2 separate regions of the Homo sapiens genome follow, and region 2 is linked to region 1. A link is a contact called in ENCODE Hi-C or POLR2A ChIA-PET data. All regions are on one chromosome and are shown on one strand. The core of a region is the stretch at or near the end of the contact, and the rest is flanking DNA. Distances in the headings are between cores, read along the strand shown. Region 1 overlaps MBNL2 (muscleblind like splicing regulator 2). Region 2 overlaps MBNL2 (muscleblind like splicing regulator 2).

The links. Hi-C counts contacts between places; a loop is a spot of excess contacts on that map. ChIA-PET counts read pairs that join two places held with the same protein, here RNA polymerase II (POLR2A). Pooled maps may share reads with other maps.
Region 2: a loop to region 1 is called in a map of transverse colon, with 5 times the contacts of the local background. The contact joins two enhancer-like sites. A Hi-C loop is called at or near these places in 15 of 168 maps with a recorded cell type or tissue (Caco-2, PC-3, Right ventricle myocardium inferior and 10 more), 1 of 37 single-sample maps with no recorded cell type and 9 of 50 pooled maps. POLR2A ChIA-PET finds 5 or more read pairs at or near these places in 4 of 52 experiments (HCT116, WTC11, activated naive CD4-positive, alpha-beta T cell and 1 more).

The regions. Positions count from the first base shown.
Region 1 is chr13:97,288,520-97,295,911 of GRCh38, forward strand. All of the region lies in intron 2 of MBNL2 (muscleblind like splicing regulator 2), which reads left to right. LOC101927385 (a long non-coding RNA gene) reads right to left here. Exons shown (of 4, transcript XR_001749966.2): 1 at 6,724-7,392; 2 at 6,003-6,133. Among named protein-coding and RNA genes, the nearest start is that of MBNL2, 70 kb to the left of the region's middle. RefSeq lists an enhancer at 2,371-2,430 and a silencer at 6,856-7,150. Within about 2 kb of position 2,457, at least 3 of the 41 ENCODE cell types and tissues checked have a DNase peak (open chromatin) inside an H3K27ac peak, as active enhancers do.
Region 2 is chr13:97,334,787-97,342,178 of GRCh38, forward strand. All of the region lies in intron 3 of MBNL2 (muscleblind like splicing regulator 2), which reads left to right. Among named protein-coding and RNA genes, the nearest start is that of RAP2A, 96 kb to the right of the region's middle. Within about 2 kb of position 4,630, at least 18 of the 41 ENCODE cell types and tissues checked have a DNase peak (open chromatin) inside an H3K27ac peak, as active enhancers do.

The DNA.
Region 1 (7,392 bases), core at 1,207-3,706:
CTGAGAGAAGCCAGCGGAAAATGCCAAGGTCTAAACAAAGGCCAGCGGGCATGCCCCTGGGACTGGGGAGACCAGGTTTGTTCTGCAGGAGTTAGATCAATGATGAACTTCACCCATTTCACAATTTTTCCATTAACTGACCCTGCTAATACTAAATAGCACATTCTTTCCACTTGGTTTGATTCAATTTCCTCTGGCTCAAAGATTATAGTCCAGTGTATATTAGTCTTTCTCAGCACCATCATGACCAAGAAGAATAAAACTGATACTCCTAGGACAAATCCTCCCCTGAGCACTGACCTTTGGGATTCAGGGAATGAGTAGATATTGACATATTTATTTGTGATCAAACTTACCTAAGCCATCCTGCCTGACCAAACAGCATTTTGGGGCTAAGACTGATGAGACCATTTTCTTATGCCTGAGGTTGTACCCACACAATATTAAGCTCTGTAGAACATGATATATTGCCAGGGGAAGGAGAAAAAGAAAATGACTTAGAGGCCTTAACCTAGTTAAAGCAAAACAGAATGGCTAGATTCAACTTCAGGGATGATTATATTTCATTTAGATTATTATCATCTCAATGGAGCATTTCTTATTCTTAAAAAATACATAATGCGTCTAATTTTTTACTGAATACTGATGTGGGTGCTTAGGTACATTAGTAATCAATCTTAATATAAAAACTTATGTGTTGAAAAGTAGAATAGAATATATAGATGCTCTTAAAAAATGACCATCTGGTCTACATCTCAAATCTCATTTGGAGGAACATTTCAAGTGCTCCCAGCTCTTAGTAAAATCATTAATAATGACACTAAAATAATCATTTGCATACCTGCCATGAAACTAGGCATTGACCCAGATGCTTGGGATCTAAAATTAATCAGTAGCAGCCCTCATTGGAGGCATTTAAATCATATGGCCTTTCCCCCATTCCTGCTAACTTTCGGTTGTTAACAGAAGTTGGGATAGCTGGAAAATACCAGGAAAACAAAATTCTTAATGAAGAATTCTAGTAGGTCCAGAATCTTCTGAGTGGTATGTAAAGTCAAGGAGAAAGACATTTCACTTTCTAGGGAACTTTAAATCTCTTTATTCATTTATTTATTTTACAAATAATCATTGAGCCACTATTTAGTGCCAAGCACTATGTTTGGTGACCAAAGGAGAGGCGAGGACCTTGCTTTCGTGGACCTTGCAGCCCAATGGGGTAATCAACAGTATTCCAACACAGTGGTAAAGTAAATTAAAATGGAGACCAGGCCTGAAGAAACTATAAGCAGACATAGCCAGCAAGACCTCAGATGTGACCTGAACCTAGCTTGATTTGCAAACATAAGCAAAACTTAACTTGAGCAATTTCTTGTAAATGCCTATATTAAAGAAGAATACAACTTAAACTCCAACTAATCAGAAGTAACAAACAAATGTGTAATTATGTAACTAGGGAATTTCCAACAGGATAGATGAAATAAGGTAACTGTATAACTGCAATCAGTCAAATATTTTCTCTGCATTACTTCCATGTTTCTCCTATAAAAGTCTCCCCATTGCAATCCCTCATGGAGTTCCCAAACCAGTTCTGGTTTGGAGCCACCCAATTCTTGAATCACTATTTGCTCAAATAAGCCCATTAAATTTTTATTGTACCTCGGTTTACTCTTTAGCAAAAGTAAACAAACTAATAAAATAATCACAATTTCTGAAAAGTGTGATTTATTTATGAAATTTGGAATGCCCCAGTATGACAGGCAGTGGGCACACCGCTGGAAATACAGCATGTTAGAAAGGAGACAAATTTCTTGACCTCGTGGGATTTTCATTCTAGTGGGAAGTGACAAAAAAAAATCAGCAGAAACAGCCCTCCTTGGCCGGGCGCGGTGGCTCACGCCTGTAATCCCAGCACTTTGGGAGGTCGAGGCGGGTGGATCATGAGGTCAGGAGATCAAGACCATCCTGGCTAACAAGGTGAAACCCCGTCTCTACTAAAAATACAAAAAATTAGCCGGGCGCGGTGGCGGGCGCCTGTAGTCCCAGCTACTCGGGAGGCTGAGGCAGGAGAACGGCGTGAACCCGGGAAGCGGAGCTTGCAGTGAGCCGAGATTGCGCCACTGCAGTCCGCAGTCTGGCCTGGGCGACAGAGCGAGACTCCGTCTCAAAAAAAAAAAAAAAAAAAGAAAGAAACAGCCCTCCTTTCCCACCCAACAATTATTTATTTACCTACTATGAGAATTACTAGAAAGGAAATGGAGCAAGGTACTCTGATAGAAAACATTGTGATGGGGGAAGACTTTTGCAGAAAGGGTGGCTTGTGATGTGTTCTCCAAGGAGTTGCTTTCTGAGCTGAGGCCTGAAGGAGAAGAGAGGAAGGCTTCCCAGATGCAGGGGAAAAAGCTCTAAGCCTGGCTGGAGATGAATGCGTTTTGCCAATTCCTGGAAACAAGAGGCCTGACATCATGAGTAAGACAGAAACTGTGTAGGTGTTTGAATGTTATGCTCAGCACTAAGATTTGAGTACAGGGATGACAGGCTCTGATCTGTCTTATGGGAAGGCCAGTCAGCCTGGAGGAGGGATGGTAGGAGGAGGAAGGGCCAGGTGGTTGGTTAAAAAAAGCCTCTGCATCACTCACATTACTAGCAATGCCACCCGGCTGGGGTGGAGGGGGCAGAGGTAGGTAGATGTGTGGATTTACAATATGTTTTGAGGTAGAATTATTATTATTATTATTATTTTGAGACAGAGTCTCACTCTGTTGCCCAGGCTGGAGTGCAGTGGTGCAGTCTTGGCTCACTGTACCCTCTGCCTCCCGGGTTCAAGCGATTCTCCTGCCTCAGCCTCCCGAGTAGTTGGGACTACAGGCATGTGCCACCACACTCAGCTAATTTTTTGTATTTTTAGTAGAGACCGGGTTTCACCGTGTTAGCCAGGATGGTCTCAATCCCCTGACCTCGTGATCCGCCCACCTCAGGTAGAATTATTAATATTAGAAAAGCTGATGTGTCACGACAGGTTATTAAAAAGATCAAGTAATACACATCCCATCTCCATTTGCTCTTTACCTTTGTGGCATCAAGAGTGATTGCTTGGGTCGGGCGCGGTGGCTCACGCCTATAATCCCAGCAATTTGGGAAGCCGAGGTGGGCGGATCACTTGAGGTCAGGAGTTCGAGGCCAGCCCAGCCAACATGGTGAAAACCCTTCTCTGCTAAAAATACAAAAATTAGCTGGGCATGGTGGCATGCACCTGTAATCCCAGCTACTCAGGAGGCTGAGGCAGGAGAATCGCTTGAACCTGGGAGGCGGAGGTTGCAGTGAGCTGAGATCATGCCATTGCACTCCAGCCTGGGCAACAGAGCGAGACTCCGTCTCCGTCTCAAAAAAAAAAAAAAAAAGTGGGCTGGGTGCGGTGGCTCACGCCTGTAATCCCAGCACTTCGGGAGGCCGAGGTGGGCGGATAAGGAGGTCAGGAAATCGAGACCATCCTGGACACGGTGAAACCCCATCTCTACTAAAAAATACAAAAAAACTAGCCGGGTGTGATGGCGGGCGCCTGTAGTCCCAGCTACTCGTGAGGCTGAGGCAGGAGAACGGCGTGAACCCGGGACGCGGAGCTTGAAGTGAGCCGAGATCGCGCCACTGCACTCCAGCCTGGGCAACAGAGCCAGACTCCATCTCAAAAAAAAAAAAAAAAAAAAAAGTGATTGCTCGAAGAGGGAACGACCCTTTCCTCTTACGAAGGCATCTCTCCTGGCCCCATTTGCACTGCTGGTAATTTTACCCTTCATGTTCTCTAAGGCCATTCTTGCCATAGTCACTCAGGAGCTGGGTGTAAACCCAAAGCTTGGGGAGAACTCGGTTTATCATCTGAGCAGACTTCCCTTGGACTGCTTCTGTAGAAAATCCTACTAAACATATCCTGTGTAATTGAAGCTCCCGTCACTAATAGATTTATCTTGGTTCGTCTTGAGATTGGCTCCAGTCTCCTTAACTTTTTCTTTGCCATTTTAAACAGAAAGTTCTATTTGATCATTTGTTTTTTAGAATTATTTTTTATTTCCAATTTCAATTCTAAATAAAAATCTAGCTCATTTTTACATGAAGTTTAAGCCCACTTCTTTAATTAAATTGTAGAAAGTGTTGTCGATATCCAAATTCCTCTCTCGGTGAGCCCCAGGTCCTTCCAAAACTTCTAAAATCTTCACTTGAAGTAACTGTACTTCTTGATACATAGTACAATTTCTTCTTTATTTTCCTGTAGGATTTCTTCCATTAAGTTCATCTTGATTTACATTTTTCTCAGGGAATTATTTATTTCACCAAGATTTTCAATTTTATCACTTAAAATTATTTTACTCTATCAGTCTTCTCCCTAAATATGACTACATAGATAATTTATAAATTATTTGTTTTCCTTTTATTTTTTAAATTAAATTTGCCAGAGGTGTGTCTGTTTTATTTGAAGAACCTGTTCTTGATCTTAGCTACCAGTTCTACAAAGGACAAATTATTTTATCTCATCATCATTATTATTATTTTTACTTCTGTGTTTATTATTTCCTTTCTCCAGCTTTCTTTTTAATTGTTTTGTCTTTTTGCCCATAAATTCTGAGTAGAATATTTAGTTCTGTTCTCATAATTCTTTTTTCGTTGAAGTATTTAGGACTGTAAATCTGCTACAAAAAATAGTTTTGGCTGTATCTTATAGATTTTTGTTAAATAATATTCTCACTTTTGTTATTTTCTAGTTTGCTTGACTGCCTCAGTCATTATTTATGCAACCACTTCTAAAATATCCAAGTAATTTGGTTTTTCTTTTTCCTTTGAAATTCTAGTAATAGTTTGTGGTAGTATTTTATTATTAAAATAAAAAGGTACAGTTTTTACCTTAGAAATGCACTAAAGTATTTTTTTGGTGCAGATGATGATCAATGTTTGTACCTGGTACATGACACTTGAGAAGATGCATTTCCTGTTCTTAAGGTACAAGGTTATATCAGCGTGCAGATATTTATCCAAACATTAAATAATTCAAGTGCTTTGTGCCTGTAATTATTTATTTTTGTCCCCTTGACCTGCCAGAGAATTATGGTGATGCAAGAAATTTTAATACTCCTCACATGTTTCCTTGTATTTCTAACAATTTTTGCATTTCATAGAATGATACTGTGTTGTTCTGAGCTTAGTATTTCCTGAGTCTCGTACCTTTTTTATGGCTCTTGTGTATCAATATGCAATTAACCTTTTTTTCAATATATTCTTTATTTTTGTTTTTGTTTAAAATTTTTTCTTTCCATAGGTTTTTGGGGAACAGGTGGTATTTGGTTACATGAGTAAGTTCTTTACTGGTGATTTGTGAGATTTTGGTGCACCCATCACCCGAGCAGTATACACGGAACCCACTTTGTAGTGTTGTATCCCTTACCCCTTCCCATCCTTTCCCCCGAGTCCCCAATTTTCTTCAATTTATTCTTTAACATGAATGTACCACTCCTGCTTTTTTTTTCTTCATGCTTTCCTGATATATCTTGTTTCATTCTTTTATTTTCAACTTTATTATATCTTTTTCATCTCGTGTAAGCTTCATTTCATTGAATTTCATTTTTAATTTGAATTAATCTTGAAATCTTATATTTCTCTGATATTTATATTATTTCTAGCTTACGCTTCTGTATCTACCTTCCTTTATTTTCTTTTTTCTCCTACTGTTTCCAAAACCCCTCACCAATTAATGAATGACTCTGTTCAATATTGTGCCATACTCCCTGCAAGACACATGGAAATGTAACACTCAGTTCTTGTTCTTAGGGATTTTATAAACTAACTAGGAGACAGATAGCCATGCAGAATTTACAATTAAATACTAAACCATGTGTACCGGTTATTAGCAGAAGAGACTTTTTAAGAATATGGAAGTGTTAGCTGCAAGAACAACCAAAAAATGTCATAGCAGAGAGCATTACGGGCTAGGTAGAATTTAGCTAACTGGGAAGACAGACCTTCATGTTATTTACCCTATATCAGTGGCTGCCAAATGATATTCCTTCGGGGACTTATGGAGGCATCTGGTCAGTAGGTCTGGGTATGGATCCCAGTGTTCTGTATCTTTAGAAGCTCTCCAATGCTGTAGCTGCATGGCCAAATTTAGAAAACATTACTTGAAATAGTTATATCACCTACTCTGAAACAGTTATTACACTGTATAAATCTAGTAACTATCCCTGAAGGTCTTACTTAAAGTTTCCATTTGTCATAAAATGTTCAAATAAGGCACAAAGACTATGTTAACTCATAGATTACATTTCCCAAGTCAGGATAAAAAAAGATCAAGCACCTGCCCTACACCCTTTGGCTTTTTATTCTTGTGACAATTCTAATTGCAGTGTCCAACTATGCAGAAGCCTATAAGTCATTAACTATAACTATAAACAAAACAACAACTGCCCAGTTATTAACCACCCAGTTATTGCCAGTTTGAAATGTTATGGTATCATTGTGAGGGGAAAGTAAGCAGTATGTGAAAAAATGGAAATGAATGAACTGGATGTGTTCACCCTGGAGAAAGAAAGATTCGGAGAAGACATGATAGCCCTCTACAAATGTTCAGAGTTAGCACAATGAAGAGGAAGTAACTTGCTCTGTGTAAAGAACAGGGCCAATGAATGAGATCTGTGGGAAGACACATCTTTGTTCAATATGAGGAAGAAGATACAAACATACCTTGAGGGATAAAAGTTTCCATCTCAAGAGCTGCTCAAATAGGTGCACACCTGGGATTAGTCTTCAGACTGTCTTTTAAAGTTTTTTTTTTTCTATACCAAAGATACTAACAGACAGTCCCAAGCAGAACTAATTGCTAAAGTGGCCAATCCCAGCTTAGCAATAGAAGTTTTCCCCTGTGCCAGCGTTGAAATATTTGGTTGCCTAGCAACCATTATGTATCTATGATGTGTTGGAAAATCATTTGTTTGTGCCTGGGTTGATGTAGTTCTTAACACCATACTTGGTTCATTTCATTCATGACAAGTATCCCCATTATAGTTTGTTACATATCAAAAGGGTGTTGAGCTGCAACGTGCACCGTAGTAATCTTTATCAAACCCTACCCAGCTGGCAAGCTTAGCCATAATGATCACAATAGAAATAGATGTTTGATCCATGCAGGAGATGACAGGATAGGACGATGAGAGCACAGTAACAGTTTGGGGACTCATAAAACTGTTAACATACATTTAAATCTAGTAGAGTTCTTGGAGTGATGGTACAAGTTTAATCATGAACTCTTCAACATTGAAATCCTGTGAATTTTGAATAAGTGACTAATACCAGCATTTAAGGTATAGAACAAAGTTTAAATACATAACATACTTAGGTCATAACTTTGCATTT
Region 2 (7,392 bases), core at 3,380-5,879, 48 kb after region 1:
TGCCTAAAAATATTTTGAGCCATGTAGTTCTATGGCACCATTTAAAGGATGAGGAAATTGAGAAACCAGAGAAGTTCAATGATTTTCCGCAATGTCATGCAGCTAATAAATCTTGGAGCTGGGACTTAACTCAGACATGTTAGCAGAGCGCTTTCTGCAGTGTGTTCCAGGAAGATCCTAGTAACAGCCCCCAAAGAAGGATGTCAAATGCAGCAACACCAAGGAAGACCCTACCTGAGTGACTTAGGTCTCAACCTGCCTTTCAGAGGCCTGCAAAAGCTGTGACAGTTCTGACCATTGTCACAAGACCAAATGCCGGAGGGACTTAGCATATAAATATGTATTGCACAAGATTTTTTTCCCTGATTTCACCCTGTCTGAAAGTACTTCCTTAAAGGTCTGGAAATTGTTTTAGGAATGATATCCTTGGGGAAAAGGAGTGCATTTAATTTTAGTAGGTTTCATTTACATTTGTGAATTATTTGTCAGAAACAAGCTCTTTTTTTTTTTTTTAAAGAAAGGCAGTGAGTGAAATGTGTTTGTTTCTAAAAAGTATGTGCACAAAAGGCTTTTGTATAAAAATCCCTTTATTGTAGGAAAAGTCTGCATGACTGAAACCTACTAAATTAGGAGGGATGGCTACCAGCAAATTTGATTTTCTTGTTGTGTTCCCTGTGAGATGGGGTGTGGAGGGCAGGGCCTGCCCAAAGGAGAGTAGAGAATTCCGGCAGGTTGTCAGCCATTCTGCTTGTCTCCAGGCTTCTGTACAGAGTAGCCAGGAACCAGCTCTGCCCAGAGTAAAAGAAATGCCAGGTGCAGAGGGCTCCAAGATAAATAAGATACAGTGTTTTGGGGATAGACAGACACAAGAAAAGGGCAAAGTAAGATTCAAGCACAGGAAATGACGAGACTGGACAAGGAAAGCCTGCCTGGAGGAAGTCTCAAATAAGCCTCTTGTAAAGGGTGAGTAAGAATTCGCCCAGATTAAGGACTAGACGCAGATAGAGTTCTGAATATATTTAATCCCCAAAATAGGCATTTAAGTGGTTCTGTTTAAACTACACACATGTATAATTTATGGTTCTCTCTTTATTGATGCTCACATATAAACTATTTTATTAAATTACCTAAATGCTAAAATAATTTAGTTATACATATTAAATAATGTCTATAGCAATAAATTTAGAGCCAGCAAAGTCAACATAATACCACCACATTATGTGTCTCACTTATTTGACTCATACACATCCTATCTATTTAGAATTAATAAAGACTGACCCTGGTACTCACTGGTGGCCGTGTTAACGAGAGAATCCCATCCCTGCTGTTAACTATTAGTTGAACTTTTTTTGAAAGTTATGGTTATTATTGTCTCAAATATTAATTAGAAGCTCATAATCACCATTTCTCTATGAAAAATGAATATTACACTTAAATATTTTAATAGAGGTTTTTAAATCACTGGAAGTATTAGAATAAAAACTGTGACATGTTTAAAAATTACCAACTCTACAAACAAATTAATTCAGTCTCAGAAATGAATTAGTGACCTAGTAGAGTATACGTGGCTGAATAATGGCTCTCGGAGGTACCTGGAACCTATAAATGTCACCTTATAAGGAATCAGGGGCTTGACAGATGGGATTAAATTAAGAATCTTGAGATGGGGAGACCCTCCTGGATTGAATGCAGTTGCAAGCGTCCTTATAAGAGACGCTCATATAAGAGAGAGGGAGAGTTAGCACTGACAGAAGAGGAGCAAGGCAGTGTGACCACAGAGGCAGATTGGATTGATGTGGCCACAGCAGAGGAATGCCAGCAACCACCAGAAGATGGAAGAGTCAAGAAATGGATTCTCCCCTAGAGCCTCTGGAGGGAGGGCAGTCCTACCAACACCTTGATTTTGGCCCAGTGAAACCGATTTGGAACTTCTGGCCTCCAGGACTATAAAGGGATAAATGTGTGTTATTCTAAGCCAATGGGTTTATAGTAATTTATAGCTGTTTACAGCAGTTACCGGAAACTAATAGATGCAAAAACTGCATAAGACAAGTCAATTGATAAAGAGAGTCAAGTATCATTCCATTTTAGGTCTCATAAACTAAACTTCTTTACAGTACTGTGGATATTTCTTCATTCCCTCCTTCTTCTGTCCACTCCTGAACCCATTCCCCTGCAGTCTCTCACCAGTGTCCTCCATATTACCAAACCAACGGTCACTTTTTGCCTTTATTGTTGCTGTGGTCTGAATGTTTGTGTCCCACCAAAATTCACGTTGAGTCCTAACCTCTAAGGGCCTATGGGGAGGCGACTAGATCCTGAGGGTGGAGCCCTCATGAATGGAATCAGTGCCCTTATAAGAAAAGACATGGGAGAGACCCCTCACCCTCCTGCCATGTGCGGACACAGCAAGAAGGCACTGTCTATGAACCAGGGAGCTGGTCCTCATCAGACATCAAATCTGCGGGCACCTTGATTTGGGGGGTTCCAGCTTCCAAAACTGTGAGAAATTCAATTCAGTTGTTTGTAAGCCACCCAGCTTATGATATTTTATTATAAGCAGCCAGAATGGACTAAGACAATTTCTTCTACCTCTCAGCGGTGCTCAAGTCATGTGATGAATCTCTCCTTTGTTAAACACTCCTTCCTCCGTCTCCTTTGCCCACCATTTTCCTCTTCCATATGTTGAGGTTCCAAGAGCTGGATATTTCTTTCCATCTGTCCTCTCCCTTGTGGTCTCATCCATTCCTGTGTCTGTCAATCATCTATAGACTGAGGACCCCCAAAAGTATGCATCCAGCCCAACCTCTCCTCTGAGCCCCAGGCTCACATATCCACCTTTCTACTGGCCTCACCTTTAAATTTCTTAAAGGAACTTGACCCGTTCAAAATCAAATTCTTCCCATTTTAATAAATGGTACTATCAACTGGCAATCGAAAACCAAAACCTAGCAGACTCTTTCCTGAAATCACTGGAAGTATTAGAATAAAAATTGTGACATGTTTAAAAATTATCAACTCTAGAAACAAATTAATTCAGTCTCAGAAATGAATCAGTGACCTAGTAGAGTATAGGTGGCTCACTGACATCCAGTTCAACAGCAAGTCCTGTCATATCTGCCCTGAACCCCATCCACTCCCCTGTTTCTCAGCTCCCTCATCTAAGCCACCATCAACCTTTTATCAAAATATCATAAAAGCATTTACTTCCTAATCTATCAATATCCACTCTTGCTTTACTCCATTATATCCCACAGACAACAACCAGAGGAATCTTTTTAAAACATAAATAGCATCCTGTCACTCCCTTATGTGCCCCTCCATGCTTTTCCATCTTACTGGGACAAAGCCGAAACTCTGACCTTGATCATGACCTATGGCTTCTGTGATCTGGTCACGACCCTGCCTACATTGCTGGGTGAACACACACAGCTCGTGTGTGTCCCAGCCTCTGCCTCTGCTGGCCTGTCCATGTCTTAGTGCTTTTCACACATTAACTCACCTCATTCATAAGGACTCCAGGTCCACCCCTGTAACCCACATGCAACCCCCAGCATTCTCTACCAGCGAGCCCTCCTCCTTCTTTGCTTATCCATACAAATGAACTGTAATTTTGTTTGTTTTCTTCTTTCTCATTAGGGCTTCAGTTCAATCAATGTACACAGTGTTCTGGCACCATGTCTGCACCAATAAATATTTATTAAGGGAATGAAAATTCAAGCCTTTCTCTCCCCTGACAACCCTTCTGTCTCAAATTCACAGTGTTTGAAAAGTCCCCTTCATTTATTCCTCCTAGCAGCTTTTCTCTCCCCAATTCCTGATAGAATAGGACAGGAATTCTTCCCTCCTTCCCTTCCCAGAGCGCGCACCGCCTTCATATGTGCACTCAAGATAAAGAAGCAAGTGTGAGCGACCTTTAGGAGGATGGAGGTGGAAGAACCACGAGGGACAAGTCTTGCATGAGTCTTGTGCCCTCCGGAGCTGCTTCTGGCAGTAGAGGGAGGAGGCTTAGGAGACGCCGTGTGTCAGCCTTTTAGCGTGAGTGCCAGGCACGTACCCTTTAAAGCAGACGCATTCTAAACGAGTGGGACGACGGCATTCTCGCCTACTGACTGCACTTTTGAGCCATGAAATACCTCGGGCCACTTGGCCATTACCCTTGGCTAAGCCCCCTTGCTGCTACAAAATAGCAAAGAATGTGCATGTTTGCGTGAGAGTGTGTTGAGTACGTAAGTATGAATGTGTAGTTAGTGTATATGTGCAAGTGTGTATATGTGTGCATGCAGGTGTGTAGTGAGTGTATATATGTGTGCTAGTGTGTATATGAGTGTGTTGTGTGTGAGTGTACGTGTGTTGAGTGTATGGGAGTGTGCTGTGAATGTGTATGAGTATGTATTGTGTATATGAGTGTGTTGTGTGTGTGAGTGTATGGGAGTGTGTTGTGAATGTGTATGAGTATGTGTTGTGTATATGAGTGTGTTGTGTGTGTGAGTGTGTGTGGGTGTGTTTGTCATCTTTGAACCTGGACCTGATGTCCTGGGAGGGAAAGCAGGGCATGGAAGACTGCGGAGAGGAACACGGGAAGGTGGAGTAGAGAACAGGGGCAGGAAATCGCAAGACCAGCATTTCAGAAGCGATTTTCTTCAAGAAGGCTTCCCGCGAATCTTGTCCTCTGGCCTTTTTAGCTGTGGCTTTGAGCTGAGAGATGACGTGGACCAAATGGATCCTGTCTCAGACAGCCTGGCAACAGCACTTCTGCAGAAACTGTAGGGCTAATTCTCCCAAGCTGTAGTTGGTGCGCTTCCAGGAACAGAATCATTGGAAGGTGCTGCCCTTCTCTTTTCTCAGCCGCCAGCTGAGAACCAAACTCAGACACCGGGATCCGTTGTTGGCCGAGATTCTACCTCGGGAGTTTAATTTGAATTCAGGATCTGAGAACCACTTTTCCAAGGCAGCAGGCCCCACACCTCACACCTCCTGTCTGTAGAAGGCCCAGGCTGGCTGTGGGTCGTGTTCCTGTGCAACTCTCCACCAAACGCTCTCTGCATTCTCTCCAGAAACATACGGGCAACTGATTTGTGTGTGGGCGGGGGGGGCGTTGTTTTTCCTCTTTTGTTTTAAGAAATAACCAACAAAATCTAGTAATCGCAGAAGAGTGGACATGGCCTCAGACTAGGAGCCAGGAGTCCCGGGTGTTCTGCCTTGACTTTGCCTTGCAGCATTGACCTTGGGTTATCCATTTAGTGGCTCTCCTCTAAATTGTTTTCACCTGGAAGGCTGAGCAATTCTTGCTGCCGCACTTGCTTCTCATGGATTTGAGAAGATTAAAGAAGACAAGTGTGAGAATGCCTTGAGAACTACCAGAACCTTTCACAGATGTAAAGCATTATTATCCACAATAATATTAACACGGAGTGAGCCTCTCTGCAAATCACCGTAACTGTATTTTTTAACTAATCAACTTCAATGAAAAACATGCTACATCAAAAAGGAACATATCCAACTGCGTCTGTCTTCGTAAGGCCTATGAACTTGCAACTTTCAGTTTCACGTGACAGAAAATATTTTTTTCAGTCCACATTTCAAAAGGAAAGGGAAATTTGTTGCTATATTTTTACTCACTTTTATACCCTTACTATACTGCTATGCTCATTACATCCCTGTTGCAGAACTGTTAGATAATTTGAGGCCAAAAAAACCTTGATGGACATTGATTTTTACAGTATTAATGAGAGCTGCTTTTTACTGAGTTCTGACCATGGGAAATGGGAGTGCAATAGCGCCTTGTTCTGCCCAACCCTTTCAGCTAAGTAGTTTCACTTACTCATTGCAGATAAGAAAATTAAAGCCCAGGGAGGTTAATTTCCTCCCCAGGTTAATGAGTAGTAAGTGTCAGAGTGCTAGGTTTGAATTCAGGCCTCTCTGAGTCTAAAATCTATGGTTTTACTTTAAAATATTACTATTTCTCTGTGAACTGTGTTATTGCCATCATCAATAAAACATACTGGGACATTGATTTTAGACTATGAAATCAGATGAACAAGTGACATATATTTTTGAAGACAAAAGTTACCTAATTGGAATAGATTTGTCGATATCCAAAATGGTTTTGGGAAATGAGTTTTGAGGTTCTCAATCCTATCGACAAAGCAAAGTACAACCCGTATTTATGGTACCACACTAACCCTAGCTTCAAATGATCTAGCATCAAATGATCTGTGGGCTGGGAGGGTTGAGAATTTGCTTCCAGAGAAAATAAAAATGGCAGTATGGGGGAGGGCTCTTTTATCTAAATGTTTACGTTGATAGTCTCTGGGTTAAATTACACATTTAGTGCAAGTTTTTTAATACTATTTTTACTCCTCACATATGACAATGCTCCCCAAATTTGGCCATGCATCAGATCATTTAGTAAAATTTCTAAAATTCAAGTATCAAGGTCTCAGCCTAGATCTACTGGGTCAGAATTTAATCACTATTTGTAAAATCTCCCCCAGGCATTTCTGACAGAGCTAGTCCACTGAATCACTGATGTGCTGTGATTTATGACCTTTCAGAATTGATTCTTTTTAAAAATCCTAACATTACATAGTCCGTAAACCATTTAAATCACTTGGCTTTTTCTCCAGTAGTACTAAATTATAAAAGCTACAGTTACTGAAAATCATAACTTTCTATAATTATGACTCAGTGAGTAACATACACATATAAACATTTGTTGACAGTAGAGGAAGAAAAAAATTCTAACTGCCATCTATTTCCCACATTCAGACCTCATATTGCAACTTTCTCCCAAAGTGGATTTTACGTCTGAGCCATAGAGATCTAACAGCATCTTGTGGGAGTACTGAGCCAGGACCCCTCTAAGACCATTAGAACCACCCCTTCTAGCCACTTTGAAAATAGGCTTTCCTGCCTGTCTGATAACTGCCTGCACAAACTATCAATAATTTACTCTTTTCTATAATGACTTTTCATAAGAGATATTTTTCTGTTACTGCTATAAAGAAAAAGTATGTTTATTAAACATAGGTTGTCATTTTTCCCATATGTTAAATAATCCATCCAGGGTCATAAATAGACAAGAAGAATGTCACCCACAATGTAGAAACAGAGAACAAGCATGACACAGCATAGTTCAATGTTAAAAGTGTGACAAGCAACAGTTAAGTTCAGTGTTAAAAGACTGCATTAATATGTAATTGCAAATTGAAATCAAATAGGTTAAAAATCATCTATAATTAACAACCAACCAAACAAATGAAAAGAAGCATTCAGGTCCAATTTGGTGTACAATTTATTCTAAGAAAAATCTTTAGAATTTTAAATTACTTAACAAGGTTTGTTCTCTTAAATGTACATTATTTACTTTCTAAAAGGCAGAATTATTTA